Linked DNA regions of Homo sapiens: region 1 is linked to region 2. A link is a contact called in ENCODE Hi-C or POLR2A ChIA-PET data. All regions are on one chromosome and are shown on one strand. Each heading gives the region's core, a stretch centred on a gene start or an enhancer-like site at or near the end of the contact. The rest is flanking DNA. Distances are from core to core; before and after follow the strand shown.

Region 1 (3,606 bases), core at 831-3,330, 180 kb before region 2:
ATGATGATGGTGATGGTGACAAGGTGATGGTCAAGCAGGACTTTAGTTTTGTCTAAAATGTTTATTTTATTTATTTATTTTATCATTAGAAGGTTGCCATGTATTATTTGTATATTTAATATAAGTACACAAAGAGTAGCTACTAAGAAGTACATTCTAACAAATGTATAATGAGTTTAAGGACAGATAAAAAAATTTCAAACTTTTGTTGAAGGCAAAAACACATCTAATTGAAATTCTGTTCCTCTGAGCAGAACGATCTTCAAGACATATGTAAAATAATAGGGCTAGAAGTACCTTGGAAAACATGGACCTGAAAATAATTCATTATCCCAGCACACTGAGGTGGCTCCACGTGAGTCTGTCATCTCAGGACAGAAAGTGGTGTTGTGTCCTGGCAGTCCAAGTTGAGGACACCCACTGCTCATAAAAAAAATATGAAATTAAATATTCAGCAATAAATTGTTTTGAGGAAGACAAAATGCTTTTAAAGGATCAACAAATACCTATCATTGCAAAAAAAACTCAAACCAATGAGCCCATACAGATGGATCAGAGGCATAATATTCATGTGTAAAGTATTTGGTCCAAGTTTTTTTTGTGTGTTTTGTTTTGTTTTGTTTTGTTTTGCTTTGTTTTTGAGATGGAGTCTTGCTCTGTAGCCAGGCTGGAGTGCAGTGGCGTGATCTCAGCTTACTGCAACCTCCGCCTCCCGGGTTCAAGCGATTCCCCTGCCTCAGCCTCCCAAGTAGCTGAGATTACAGGCATGCGCCACCACACCCAGCTAATTTTTTGTATTTTAGTAGAGACGAGGTTTCACCATGTTGGCCAAGATGGTCTTGATCTCCTGACCTCATGATCCGCCCGCCTCGGCCTCCCAAAGTGCTGGGATTATAGGCATGAGACACCGCACCTGGCCTGTTCCAAGTTTTTAGGAGCAGATGAAGCTGTTAAACTTTTTGTTTGTGCCACCTGTCTATATTAATTCTCTGTATTTTCCCCATATGCTTACTTGCATACTTATATGGTTATTCTCTGTGTATTTCCTGTTTCTTTTCTCTCTTTTTTTCTAAATGTATTGAAATTTCTGAGAAGATGAAAATACCACCTTTATGGCTACTCCTAATGGCAATAAGCGTAGTCACCAACATTTATTTAATGTTGGCTCTTTGTTCAATTAATCTTTGTGGCAACTGTAAAGGCACAAGTTACTTTATCTCCATTTGGGGGTTAAATCTGTTGAAACTCTGAAGAAGAAAGGAATTTGTCTCTAGGTCATGCAACTGGAAACCCTGGACTTGAACCCCTAGCACTGATATATCCTAGGGGTTCTAGTTCAGATTAGACTGATGCTAGAACCCCTGACCTGGTCTCCACAGACCCCTCAACACTGCTTCACGTGCAGAGCAGGAAGCACCAGGACATCCTTCCTAAGTGGTGTTAAGAACTTGATCTGATGAAGTATCCATGTGTCTTTGAGTAAGTCATTTAACTTCTCTGGAAGAACAGCTTCTTTACAAAGTAAGGTCACATGCCTCTTAGTTCACACATCCTTCCCAGTTCTAACTTTTCTGTGATTGTATTTTCTTTTACTGCCCTATTCTCAAGAAATGTATTTATTATGAACACATGCTGCAGTTTCCCTGTTGGTGGGTCTCTATGTGTGCATGCATGTGTGCATGTGTGTGTAACTGTTGCGAACACTTACCTTCTAACTGCTGTTGGAGCTGCTTCCAGCTAAGTAGGTGTTCCAAATACCAGGCTGCTCTTATTATGGACTTGGTTTAAAGGAACGCCTATTCTTTTTTTCACACATGCTAATACAATGTCCATCTTTCCTCTCCTAATAGCCCATGAGTCTTGAACTTGGAGTCAGCAAAGTGCTGCCTTTGTACAGCACAAAAGAACACCAGTTTTGCTTTTTTTTTTTTTTTTTTTTTTTTTTTTAAGAAATCACACGGGGACTGAATAAAAAGCTTTTCGACCATTCAGAGGCTGCTTGCATTGTGCAGCTGTTCCTTGACTGCTGAGAACATCTCCCGCGGACAATGCAGTACCTGAAGAGAACACGGCACATGGAGCTATTCAAGAGTTGCAGGACCTGGGACTGGTGCCAGTGTCCTCTGTGGAAGATCGGGGGCCTTTCTTCTTGGTCAGACCCTGATAAGCATATTGCAGTTTGTGGCAGTTGTTGTTTTTTGTTGTTTGCCTGCCAGCATTAGTTTCACAATTTTATTGCAATGATGCATTCCCAACATGCTGGCACTTAGGGGATTTTGTTCTTTCCTCTTTTGGTCCCACCTCCGTGAAATGTACAGTGAGACTTTGATTGGTCATAGTCCACTTACAGTTCGCAATGCGTTACTGTGTGGACTGAGTTCCCATGACTCGGGCTCCCCAGGACAATGTCTCTTTCTTCACCAAGCTGATGGTAAATATCTGGTTAGCTTCATCTATTTAAAACCAGCCAAGCAGGAATCCTAGTGCTGGAGAGAGGATTCTTTTTTTTTTTGTTTGTAAGTAAACAATGGACTCAGTTCTTCCTAACTAAAATTAAATTCCAATCACTCTTAAAATAATACCAGAAGGCTAATCCAATTCCAACAGGGGGTGGGAATGGGGTTGAGGGTGGCGGTGGGCGGTTAATAATGGCAAATTTACTGATGCTGGCTGCTGCTTCACCTCTGTGCCCAACATCTGTTTTCATGACTGATGATTCTAAGAACTTTCCTATGCAAAGGAAATTATTATGTTACTTGTAGTTAGAAAGAACTGGCTGAACTAAAAGCCATGTGGGCATCTTTATCTGAAACCATTTCCTTTTGAGTCAGTAGAATTGAGTTGACTGAGTTATTTGGGGGTTGGTATTTAATTTTTTAAGCATTTTAAAAATGCCTAAAAACTAAAAGGCTACGCAAAATGACCAGCATATCTTCTTGCTTTAGAATGGCATAAAAGACTTCTGCTTTAAGCAGTCTCAGTATATGAAAATCTGAATTGTTGAAAAATCAAGAGAGTAGGTGTAATCTGTTTTACAAAATCATTTATAGGAGCAGTCTCTGGAGCAGAAGCTCCACACCTGCAGTTATAACATGACCTATATAATAGCTGGACATTTGTTGAAAGTGCTGCCTCTTTCAACATCCCCCTCAGCTCAGTCTTAGCCTGTTTTTCAAGGTGTGTCAGGACCGCATGGAATTAGTAGGACATCTATTATAAATGGTGATTCTTTGTGGGTCCCCTTGAACCTTAGCTGATAGGATAGGACAGTTAGCATAACTGTGGTATTACCTTGATCACAGTTTCTAATCATTCAAACTCCAAAGATCACATACTTATTAGGAACTCCTGCTGCTTACTCATACATGCTTACTGCAACCTCCTCATGCCACCATGCATTTTGCTCATCACTGCAGTTTCTATTTATCTCCACCCAAATCCTTTCTGTCCTCTTCCCCTAACCAGCTGCAAACACAATTTTGTGTTGTGCAGGACTTGCAGTTCTGCATCCCACTTTCTACCCAGCTTCTCTGTTTCTCCCGCAGGTCAGTGACCTTATTAGTTGGTCTAACTTTGGCCTCCCCATCTGGGTAAAACTCTCCCCAC
Region 2 (3,110 bases), core at 122-2,621:
TCTTTTGGGTGTGAGGTGTCTTGGGCAGACCAGTAAAGTGTGATTCTTTCAAATCCATCCTGTAAACGCACCTTTCTCCTTCTTAAAGTCTCCCTGTCTTCCCAGGAGCCTCCCTATGCACCTTCAGGAACAACACCCAAGCAGGGTGCCTGTCTGCAAGGGGTGGATCCAGTCCGCGAGGCGGCGTAGCGGGCCTGGGTCTGGCCCCGGGCCAGCGAGAGCTGCGGCCGCCTGCTTTCTGTGGGAGCAGCGACAGCGCCGTAATGACAGCGCGGGCAGGGCGCGGGAAGAGTGCGGGGCGGACCCGAATTAGAAGCGCGGGCTCTCATCAGGAGATGCAGGGACCGTGGCCAAGTCCCGGGAGCGTGTCGGGCCCACTTGAAAGCACCAGGCGGCTGGGGAAGAGCAATCAGATGGAGGAGCCCTAAATCTGGAGCTGTTTAGGGTAGACAGCAGCCGCCGCAAGGGCACGCAGGCAGGCAAGGAGCCGCCGGGGCTGGCTGCAGTCGCGCGAGGGCCGCTTGGAAGGTGACGATGGATTTCAAGAGCGCCACCCGGAGGAGCCCCAGGACCTGCGGAGGGAGGGAGGCCGGCCTAGGCAGGCCTGGGCGCCGACCTCGTTTCCCGCGTGCCCTTCCCCACCTCCTTGGGTTGCCCCTGCTGCCCTTACTTTTGTGAGAGCCTCAGCGCCTGCCGCGGCCTTCTCTCCTTGAGTCGCTCTTGTTCTCTAAGGCTTGCTGGCCCCCAGGGCCATTGTTCTTCCAGACGGCGGCTGGAATAGGCTGCAGCTTCGGCATCCCTGGGGTGGTAAGAGTCAGGGCTGCTGTTGAGTGGGTGCCTCCTCTGTCCAGGCCCAGCGCTGGGAGCACCCAAGCTTTACAAAGGCAGCAGAGCAGGCTTCCCTGCGCCGGCTCTGGGCCAGACTCCCTGCCTGGACTCTGGCCACTTCTGCCACTTACTGGTTGTGAGACCATGGACAGGTCACTTAACATCTTTGTGCCTCAGTTTCCTCCTCCATAAAACAGGGATGCTGACAGTGATGACACTACTTTCCTTTCAGGGTTGAGTAGAGAGTCCTTAGAGAGGTGCAGAGCTGACTTGCGTTTTGAATCATGTCATTTACTCCTTGGAACAATGTGTGAATTGTCACATTTTATAAGGGGAAACTGAGGCTCCAAAGTGAATAGGCACTTGCCAGATGACACATCTAGCAGGAGCTGAGATCTGAAACCTACACTTTGTGACTCTAGGATCCATGCTCTTTTTGGTCTTTCAAAATCAGAAGCAGAGAAAGAGACAGAACGACAGGTAGACAGGCAGAGAGAGCCCATGCAGTGCCTGGGCTGGCCCTGGACCCTTGCCAGAAGCAGGGATTCCAAGTGGTGCTGCTTCACTTTTACTTCTACTCAGTATCCTGGGAACCAGACCAAGATCTGGAGCCAAAATTCCCACTGCAGAACGAGAGGCTCCAAATTAGATGCGTACAAAAATAGACATAGACAGGTGATCTTTCCCAGCTCTTTCTTTCTCCCCTTCCACAAACAGGGCTTAGTGATACCCTAGCCACCTACCGAGAAGCCATGGGCCCTGTGGGAGAAAGATGGGGCACTGCGGGGTTTATACTAAAACAGTAGTTGCAATCTAGTTTCAGAATCTCATCAAAGTCCTTCTCTTGCCCTTTTTAAGGCTCTGTTTCTAAACAGAAACCAAGTGGAGGAAAAGAGATTGTAGAGTTTCAGGACTTTGCAAAGGCTCCAAGCATTAGAGCATTCTCTAAGCTCTTCTCCCAGTTCTTGCCTTTCTTCTCAGTTTTCTTCTTGCAGCCCTGTGCCAAGCATTCAATTAACCACCCTGCTCCTGCCCCCATCTCAGCCAAATGGGTACCAGATGTACCATGTAGACGTCGGACAAAGTGGGATAGAAAAACTTTACTCAGACAAATTGGCAGAGAAAACACAATTAGTCAAAGCAAACAGAGCTGAAGCAGCAGGCAAGCCAAGTGTCCAGGAGCTCACCTGCAACACATTTCCAGGAGCCCCTCAAAAACCATTCATTTCAAATGGGGGCCATATGCAAGCCCCTACCCAGCAATGACAGGCTCTGAGCATAGCAAATCAAGAGTCACCATGCAAGGGGGTGGGGAAGTGAAAAGAGATGAATTTGCTTGTGTTCCACCCTGGGGTCTCCAGGAAGGATGTAGGGCCTGTGGCTGCTGTGAAAACACAAGAGCTTAGTGCAAAGAAGCAACCAGAAAATTGGCCCAGCTCCTTCCTGATCTTGCAATCTAGACCTCCAGCTGGGGCCCAGAATTGCAATCACTGGAAGAGGAAGGAACAAAGGCCCAGTTTGAAATAACTCTTTCTTTGGGGGTTCTGCTCGGATCCCTCAGCTGAAAATAACAGCCATCACCTTGGGGGGCTCCCTAATGGCCTGCCTACTTGGAGCATCAGGCAGACCAGGAGAAGCTTCTGCCAACAGCAAACACCCAGAGCCCTGGGTGGTTTGGTCCTGCCACTACCTGCGAGCAGCAGCTGAGATGCAATACTCATTCACCCTCCACCAACATTACAGACACTAAAGTGAGAATTGCAAGAATTGCCTCTTATCTCACAGAACAGCACAGTGCCAAGAAGCAGTGCTGCAAGCTTGGCCTTATATCAGACAGATATAACCTCAAATTCCAGTTCCACCTCTTATGAGCTGTGCAATCTTGAGCAAGTTACTGAACCTCTCTGGGCTTATTTCCTCATTTGTAAACTGGAGATAATACACATAATACACTTAAAGTTGCAAGGAAGATTAAGAGAAATATGCACATGTATGGTGTTGAACACATCTGGCACACAGTCAGCACTCAATAAGTGGCAGCAGCTGTTGTGCTGGGCTCACTGAAAGGACATAAACACCTATAGAAATAGGGAGGTAGGAGAGAGAGGAGTGAATATGAGGAATAAATCTGTAGCTGAAAGGTGTGAGAAGATAAAAGAGCTACAGTTGGAAAAAAACATAGCAAAGTGTCAATAGAACTACGTCATCCACACCCACTTACAAAAAGAGGAACTGAGCTCTCTAGCTTATTAGCAGGGGAAATGTTCTATTTAAAAAACCAA

Evidence for each region. A loop is a pair of places that touch in the nucleus more often than their neighbours do. ChIA-PET counts read pairs that join two places held with the same protein, here RNA polymerase II (POLR2A). Pooled maps may share reads with other maps.
Region 1: a loop to region 2 is called in a map with no recorded cell type, with 2.3 times the contacts of the local background. The contact joins two enhancer-like sites. A Hi-C loop is called at or near these places in 1 of 168 maps with a recorded cell type or tissue (breast epithelium), 1 of 37 single-sample maps with no recorded cell type and 2 of 50 pooled maps. POLR2A ChIA-PET finds 5 or more read pairs at or near these places in 1 of 52 experiments (HEK293).

The regions. Positions count from the first base shown.
Region 1 is chr5:116,535,208-116,538,813 of GRCh38, reverse strand. The region is part of intron 1 of SEMA6A (semaphorin 6A); the gene reads left to right. Among named protein-coding and RNA genes, the nearest start is that of SEMA6A-AS2, 37 kb to the left of the region's middle. Within about 2 kb of position 2,080, at least 2 of the 41 ENCODE cell types and tissues checked have a DNase peak (open chromatin) inside an H3K27ac peak, as active enhancers do.
Region 2 is chr5:116,358,957-116,362,066 of GRCh38, reverse strand. No RefSeq gene overlaps it. Among named protein-coding and RNA genes, the nearest start is that of SEMA6A-AS1, 87 kb to the left of the region's middle. RefSeq lists enhancers at 563-1,359, 2,454-2,603. Within about 2 kb of position 1,371, at least 8 of the 41 ENCODE cell types and tissues checked have a DNase peak (open chromatin) inside an H3K27ac peak, as active enhancers do.